Linked DNA regions of Homo sapiens: region 2 is linked to region 1. A link is a contact called in ENCODE Hi-C or POLR2A ChIA-PET data. All regions are on one chromosome and are shown on one strand. The core of a region is the stretch at or near the end of the contact, and the rest is flanking DNA. Distances in the headings are between cores, read along the strand shown. Region 1 holds the start of CD59 (CD59 molecule (CD59 blood group)). Region 2 has its middle 30 kb from the start of LMO2.

Region 1 (3,718 bases), core at 914-3,413:
GTTGATTCCTAGGTTTCTGTCTTCATTTATGAAAAAAATTCAGGAAAAGCAGTCACTCTTTAAAGATGAATTCAGATTTGTGCACATTAAGTTCAAGATGTCTGTGGAACATATAAGTGGAGATGTCCAGCAGTCAGCTGGATATGAATATGAAGATAGGGGGAGTGGTCAGGGATGGAGACAGACTTTTGAATCATCTGCAAACATACATCCCAAGGTAAAAGAGTAGATACACTATAGTCTCCCAGGGAGCACACACAGCCATGGTTCTCAGTCTAATCCTGGGACACCAAATTATTAGTGGGTAAAGGAAAAGAATCTCAAGACCGAATGGTCAAGAAACCATTCTAGGGAACCAAACTAGGAGAGAGTGGCATCTCAGAAGCCAAGCGTGTCAAGGAAGGAATAGCTAACAGGATGTGTGTAAGGTATGTACACAAAAGAGCTTTGGAATCCATCTTGGGAAATATACAGTATTAGCTGTTTTAAGGAGACATGCTTTAAATATCAAAGCAAGTCATCCTGATTTAAAAAACTCCCACTTGTATAGAGGAATACCAGGATTTGAGCACCACCAAATGGAACTCATTCCCTGACATCCCAAAGCCATCAGAATAACAGTAGAAGCGTCAAGACAGTTACTATATGATTTTCCCTGCAAGACATTCAGTAATCTATGATTCCCCCTGCTTAAATTTTATCTCATGCCTTCTTCCCTGACCAGTTCAACACAAGCAGCCCTGAGATGTAATATCTTCTCACCCTGACCCTCAAAGTGTGTCTCATGCTTTCTAACAGAGGCCATCCTCTTGGAGGAAGACTTGTACTTTTGGCCTGTAGCCCCACCCTCCCTCCTATGGCGTTCTTACAGTCAGTTCTGCAGTGAGTGGGACACTTTCCAAATATAATAGCAAATGGAAACTTCTAATTACATCTGCACATAAAACTAATGTTCCAAATGGTGGTTGCGGTTCTGGTGAGTGCTTATAATTTTTTGTTACCTCAGCATCCATTTTTGAATATGTTTAACTTTTAATAACAGAAGCAAGTCTCAGTCACCATTGACAGTTTCCAGTACTATACCCCACGCAAATGGCTCTAGCTGGTGGCCAGAGATAAACATGCAGTGATGTGATAACAGGGCACTACTGCAGCTTCAAACTCTGGTTCAAGTTCCTCCCACCTCTGCCTTTTCACCTGCTTGCTTTTAAATCCACCAGTTAGAGCTCTCCAGAGGAAACCTAACTGGATAAAGTTGCTGGCCCAAAGGTCCGTTCCTCCCTTCCCTCTCCCTGTTCTCCCTGATCTCCGTGTGTGTGTGTGTGTGTGTGTGTGTGTGTGTGTGTGTGTCCTCTAGGCAAGCTGTGTACCACCCAGGGTCCGTAAGTACTAAAAACTCTTAAACTTTCACACCGCTGTGTTATTGAAACCATGCCTACAATCCAGTCCCTGAGGCGAGGCCACCCTGAAGGGACAGACTCATGCAGGCGGATCCCCTGGTCTTGCTCTTCTGTCCCTGCCTCTGGTGGCTGCTGGGGAACAGTAGCTACCAGCTAAGTTGATAGAGACACTCGAAGAGGTTCATTCAAAACACTGGTCCCCGAGCAGCCCAGTAAGCTTTTAAACGCATAACATTTTGTTTGGGTCTCAAACAAGTCACAAGGCACGGATACGGATGCGGCTGTGGCTGATGGCTATTTGGATGCTGCCCAAGCCTCGCAGTAGGAAGCAGCTTCAGACTGCAGCAGGGCCGCATAGCCCGATAGCCAGGCCCTGGGGCACCCAGGGCACCAGCAAGACGCACAGAAACGTTTTGAAAAACATTTTAATATACTTAAAAAAAAAGTAAAAGGGAAAATCAGAAGTCTTTGGAAGTTTCCTACTGTTTTTATGTCCCATAGCAAATCCGAGGAGGACGCCCCAAACTTTCAGTTCCCTGGGGTTTTGAAGGTGCTCATTGGGTCCTGGCCACCCGGCCTTCTCAGAACCTGGGCCAGGAGGCTGAGCTCCGCGCGGGGGTGGAGGGAGAGGAGGAGGTTCCTGCCGAGGTGCGGCTGCGCGGTGCGGGAGCCGGGAGCCTGGGAGGGCAAGGGCATCCTGAGGGGCGGGGCCGGGGGGCGGAGCCTTGCGGGCTGGAGCGAAAGAATGCGGGGGCTGAGCGCAGAAGCGGCTCGAGGCTGGAAGAGGATCTTGGGCGCCGCCAGGTAAGAAGGCCCGAAGGCCTGCTGGGGTTTGGGTGAGCCGAGCCGAGGTGGCGGCGGCAGTCTGGGCCCGGGCGGAGGGTCTGTGGGGGCTACCCCCGTCCTCGCTTTCCACTCGACCCCTGCCGGGCGAGCCTCCCGAGGCCTGGCCCTTCCAACCCGTCACCGCGGCCCGGTGTCCTAGCCGAACGCTGGCTTCATTTTATCTACGAGGAAGGAGAAACGGGGAGCGCGCCCTCTCCCAGAAGCAGCCCCGTTACCCCCGTCGCGCCCCCCATTCCCTCGGGGGCAGCCTCGCACCCGGGCCCCTGCCATCGCTTTCGTCTCAAGGGAAGCTCTAGCGGTCCAGAGAAACTGCGCCGGGGGAAAGGCCAGCCCTCCGTGGTCACGGCAGTTCCTCTCTCCCCTCGCGGTCTAAATGTGTAATTTTGAAAAGCAGGTGTCGGGCGAAACGGACTTTTTTTTTTTTTTGAGATGGAGTTTCGCTGTTGCCCAGGCTGGAGTGCAGTGGCGCGATCTGGGTTCACCGCAACCTCCGTGTACCGGGTTCAAGCGATTCTCCTGCCACAGCCTCCTGAGTAGCTGGGATTACAGGCATGCGCCACCATGCCTGGCTAAATTTTGTATTTTTAGTAGAAACGGGGTTTTCCCATGTTGGTCAGGCTGATCTTGAATTCCTGACCTCGTGATCCGCCCGCCTCCGCCTCCCAAAGTGTTGGGATTACAGGTGTGAGCCACCGCGCCCGGCCGAAACGGACGTTTTAAGTACAACGTGATGTTTTGTTTTCTTGGGTCGGCTCGGGCCGCACCCTTCTTAGAGTCTGACTGCTGACTTTTCAAAAAACAACATTAACCCGGGAGGCTGAGGTAGCGGTGAGCCGAGATCGCGCCATTGCCCTACTGCCTGGGCAATAAGAGCGAGACTCCGCCTCAAAAACGAACAAAACCCACAAAGAACAAACAAAAAAAACCAACATTAAGCAGTGTGCCTTTTATGGCCGTTTAGTGATACCCAGGCTCTTCACTGGTCATTTCTGGAAGTATTTAACAGCACTTGATGGGTAAAACAATAGGCTTCACTTCACAGGGTGGTTGAGATGATTGACGGAAAGCGCTCAGCACAAACGCGGCGGCTGCTAATTATTTCAGGTACCCTGCGATCCCTGAGCAGTTGTTCAAGTTCTCCACTCCTGGCGGTTTACTCCCAGTTCCCTGAAGAAGGCACAGAGCCCCGAATGTTGAGGGAGATGGCAACGTTTGCCAAAATGTGGCTATTTACGTGGCAGTTTATGAAGGAGAGGCAGAAAGGGAGGCTGCCTCCCCTACAAGCCAAACAGTCCTAAAACTTGTGGCCTCTGTATTTTCACAGTGGAAACTAGAAACTGTTTGCTGAACTTAGCTGTAAGAAAAACATCCCATTAGCTGAGTGGCTTAGGAGATAAAAGCCTAAATAAAATGGATCTTAGGGTGAGAGAGTGGGGTGCCTAATGGCATTCATCTTTGACAGCTGCTGGTAG
Region 2 (3,718 bases), core at 911-3,410, 190 kb before region 1:
CCATTTACCCTTTCTGGGACTCTGGGAGACATACTAGGGGGTCAGGGAGGGGCATGGTGGGGACTCACCCCTCCACTGACGCTATTTTTATGGACATAGGGTCTTTTTGAGAAAATTGAGTTGCTTTAAAAGACTTTAAGTTTTGGATTCAACTGTGTTTGTATCCAGGACACAAGCAAAATTTGATTTGCTTAATAGATTCTGTGGGTTGTGCTGTGTTGGGACAAGATATGCCCACATTTTCCCAGCTACCATTTGGGAAGCTTTAATACCCACATGGTGCTTTAGGCTGGGTGGTCTCTGCCTCTAAAGCCCCTGGATAGCACCACCTCTGCCCTGGAGGAGCAATGATTCAGTAAGCAATGCTGTCCAACAGAAATATAATGTGAGTTACACATGCAATATAAAAACTTCTAGTAGCCAAGTAAAAAAGTAAAAAGAAACAGGCAGGATTAGTTTTAACCATATATTTATTTGACTCGATACATCTAAAATATTATTTCAGTACACAATCAATATAAAATGGTAAATGAGCTATTTTGCATTCTTTTTTTCATATTCGGTCTCCAAAGTCTGATGTGTATTTTACACTATAGCATATCTCAATTCAGACTAGCCACATCTTAAGTGCTTCATGGCTACATGTGGCTAGTGACCACCGTATTAGACAGCACAGGTCTAGAGTTCTCAACCGGTCCTTCCCTATCCCTTGGATCCCTGGATGGTGTCTTGTTTTAACCTTTGTTGGCAACAAAGAGCCCAACCCTTTGGATTTGACTAGAAATAGCTCACAACTTAATCCTCCAGCGATATAATTGTCTTCGTTACTCCCAGTGATGGAGTCTGGTGAATTTCCAGGGCCTTCCATTATGGCACCATCAGTACCCACCCCTGTTTATGCCACATTTACACCTTGTCTGTTCATTCCTCTAGCTCTTGCTAACCATTAATCTGCTTTCTGTCTCTGTGGATTTGCCTGTTCTAGATATTTCATATAAATGGAATCATGCGGTATGTGACATTTTGTCTCTGGCTTGTGAGACTTAGCATAATGTTTTCAAGGTTCATCCATGCCGTGGCACCTATCAGTACTTTATTCCTTTTTATTGAGGAATAATATTTCATTTTACGGACATACCACATTTTGTTTATTCATCTGTGGATGGACATTCAGATTGTTTCTACCTTTGGGCTATTGTGAATAGTGATGCTATGAACACTGGTGTACAAGTTTTGTTTGAATACCTGTTTTAACTTCTTTGGGGCATATACCTGCTAGTAGACTGAGTGGGTCATATGTTAATTCTATGTTTAACTGTTTGAGGACTGGCCAGGCCAATCTGTTTTCCTGAGTGACTGAACCATTTTACATTTCCACCAGCAATGCATGGGGGGTTCAACCAATTTCATCACATCTTTGCTAACTCTTTGGTTTCTATTTCTTGTTTTGTTTTTTTAAGTGTTAATTATAGCTACCCTAGTGAGTATGAATTGGTATCTTATTGTGTGTTTTTTTAATGCTTTTTTAAGTTTTTTATTTTATTTTATTTTATACTTTAAGTTCTGGGATACATTGCAGAACGTGCAGGTTTGTTACATAGGTATACACGTGCCATGGTGGTTTGCTGCACCCATCAACCCATCATCTACATTAGGTATTTCTCCTAATGCTCTCCCTTCCCTTGCCCCCCACGCCCCGCCAGGCCCCCGTGTGTGATGTTCCCCTCCCTGTGTCCATGTGTTCTCATTGTTCAACACCCACTTATGAGTGAGAGAACATATTGTGCTTTTTTTAATTGGTAAACTTAATTTTTTTAGAGCAGTTTTAGTTTTACATAAAAATTGTGTGGAAAGTACAGAGAGTTCCCAAATACCCCGTCCCCACACATGCACAACCTCTCCACTGTTGACATATGCACCAAAAGTGGTACATTTGTTGCACTTGATGAACCTACATTGACACAGCATAATCAACCAAAGCCTATAGTTTACATTCAGGTTCAGTCTTGGTGTGGGATATTCTGTGAGTTTTGACAAATATACAATAACTTGTATCCATCATTGTAGTATCATACAGAATAGTTTCACTGCCTTAAAAATCGTCTGTGCTCTGCATCATTGTGGTTTTGATTTGCATTTCCCTAATGACTAATGGCCTTCAGCATATGTCTAGCGGTTTTTAAATAGTGCCTTGAGAAGCCCCCTGAGGGGCCACTGTGGAAAGGAAGAGACAGCTGAGCGGCAGCAATGGTGTTCAAGACTCCCACCCACTCCCCTACCACAGTCACGCCACTTGCATCCATTTGACATGTTTGACTTCTCATGAAATATTCCATTTGAGCAAACGGTTCTGAGGCTTTCATAAGTTTGGCAGTCACTTCCTTGGGCTTGTGTTTTCCACATCTTCACTTGGCTAGTGAGATTGGAAACTTCCAGCACCAAGAGTGGAACCCTATTTTTCTGACTTCTGGTTCCATTCTCTTCCAACTATACCACCCTGTCAGTAAAAACAACAACAATAATGACAATTACCATGTATTAAATGCTTATCTTATGGCAGGCACTGTGGTAAGCACTGTCATGTAACCCTCTCATAACATTGTGAGGGCCATGCATTTTGAGACACAAATCACATTTAGAAATCTTCACCATAGGCTGAGCACGGTAGCTCACGCCTGTCATCCCAGCACTTTGGGAGGCCGAGGCAGGCAGATTGCTTGAGCTCAGGAGTTCAAGACCACCCTGGGCAACATGGTGAAACCCCATCTCTACAAGAAATACAAAAATTAGCTGGGAATATTGGTATGTGCCTATAGTCCCAGCTACTCTGGAGGCTGAGGTGGGAGGATCACTTAAGCTTGGAAGGTTGAGGCTGCAGTGAGCCAAGATCACACCACTGCACTCCAGCCTGGGTGATAGAGTGAGACCCTGTTTCAAAAAGAAAAATCTTCACCATCACCTGCAAGACCCCTCTCCAACCTCATGCTGCTCCTCTTCCACTCAATGACTCTACCCCAGCTCCACGACATTCCTGCTGTCCCTTGTGAAGACCCGCGTGTTCCCAATCTCGAGACCTTCTCATCACTCGGCTCTCCTGTCCTCCTTCACGATAAACCTTTATTTTGTATAGTTTTCATGGATCTTTCAATAACAGGTTACTGAGTTTTCTCAAAAGCACCTGTAGTAGGAATTTGTACCTTCTTTTGAAATTAAGAATGCCGAGTCTTGGCTAAGTAAAATCAATTGCTCAAGGTCACACATTCCCACATTTATGTGCTCATTCATTTTTTTAAAAAAATGTTTTTAAACCTATATTTTGTGCCAGGAACTTAGATAGGTGTTATGTGGGATAAGAAGATAAAATATTAAACAAACAAACAAACAAAAATACCCTGTCCTCAAGGAACTTACAGATCAATAAGACGGGTGAGATAGGAACATAAATATCTATAATACAAGGTAATAATTTGAAGTGCTACATACAATAATCATGCACATGTGCAAAGATTCCATTAGAAGTAGATTCAGTTGCATACCAAGGAAAATTCCGGTAACAGAGGCTTAAGTAAGAGAGACATCTATTGATCTATTGCTTTGTCACATAAAGGAGGTCCAGGGGTAAACATCCTGACTCTGGGGACATCAGAGATCCAAGCTCTTTCTTTCCTTTGCTCAATCACCTTGAGCAGAAGAAAGTGGAATGTGCAGAATGGAAGTG

Evidence for each region. A loop is a pair of places that touch in the nucleus more often than their neighbours do. ChIA-PET counts read pairs that join two places held with the same protein, here RNA polymerase II (POLR2A). Pooled maps may share reads with other maps.
Region 2: a loop to region 1 is called in a pooled map, with 3 times the contacts of the local background. The contact joins the enhancer-like site here to the promoter of CD59 in region 1. A Hi-C loop is called at or near these places in 2 of 50 pooled maps. POLR2A ChIA-PET finds 5 or more read pairs at or near these places in 3 of 52 experiments (A673, AG04449 and activated CD4-positive, alpha-beta T cell).

Annotation. Positions count from the first base shown.
Region 1 is chr11:33,734,868-33,738,585 of GRCh38, reverse strand. It overlaps CD59 (CD59 molecule (CD59 blood group)), which reads left to right and starts at 2,163. Exons shown (of 4, transcript NM_000611.6): 1 at 2,163-2,204. RefSeq lists a silencer at 2,045-2,514.
Region 2 is chr11:33,919,898-33,923,615 of GRCh38, reverse strand. No RefSeq gene overlaps it. Among named protein-coding and RNA genes, the nearest start is that of LMO2, 30 kb to the right of the region's middle. Within about 2 kb of position 2,160, at least 3 of the 41 ENCODE cell types and tissues checked have a DNase peak (open chromatin) inside an H3K27ac peak, as active enhancers do.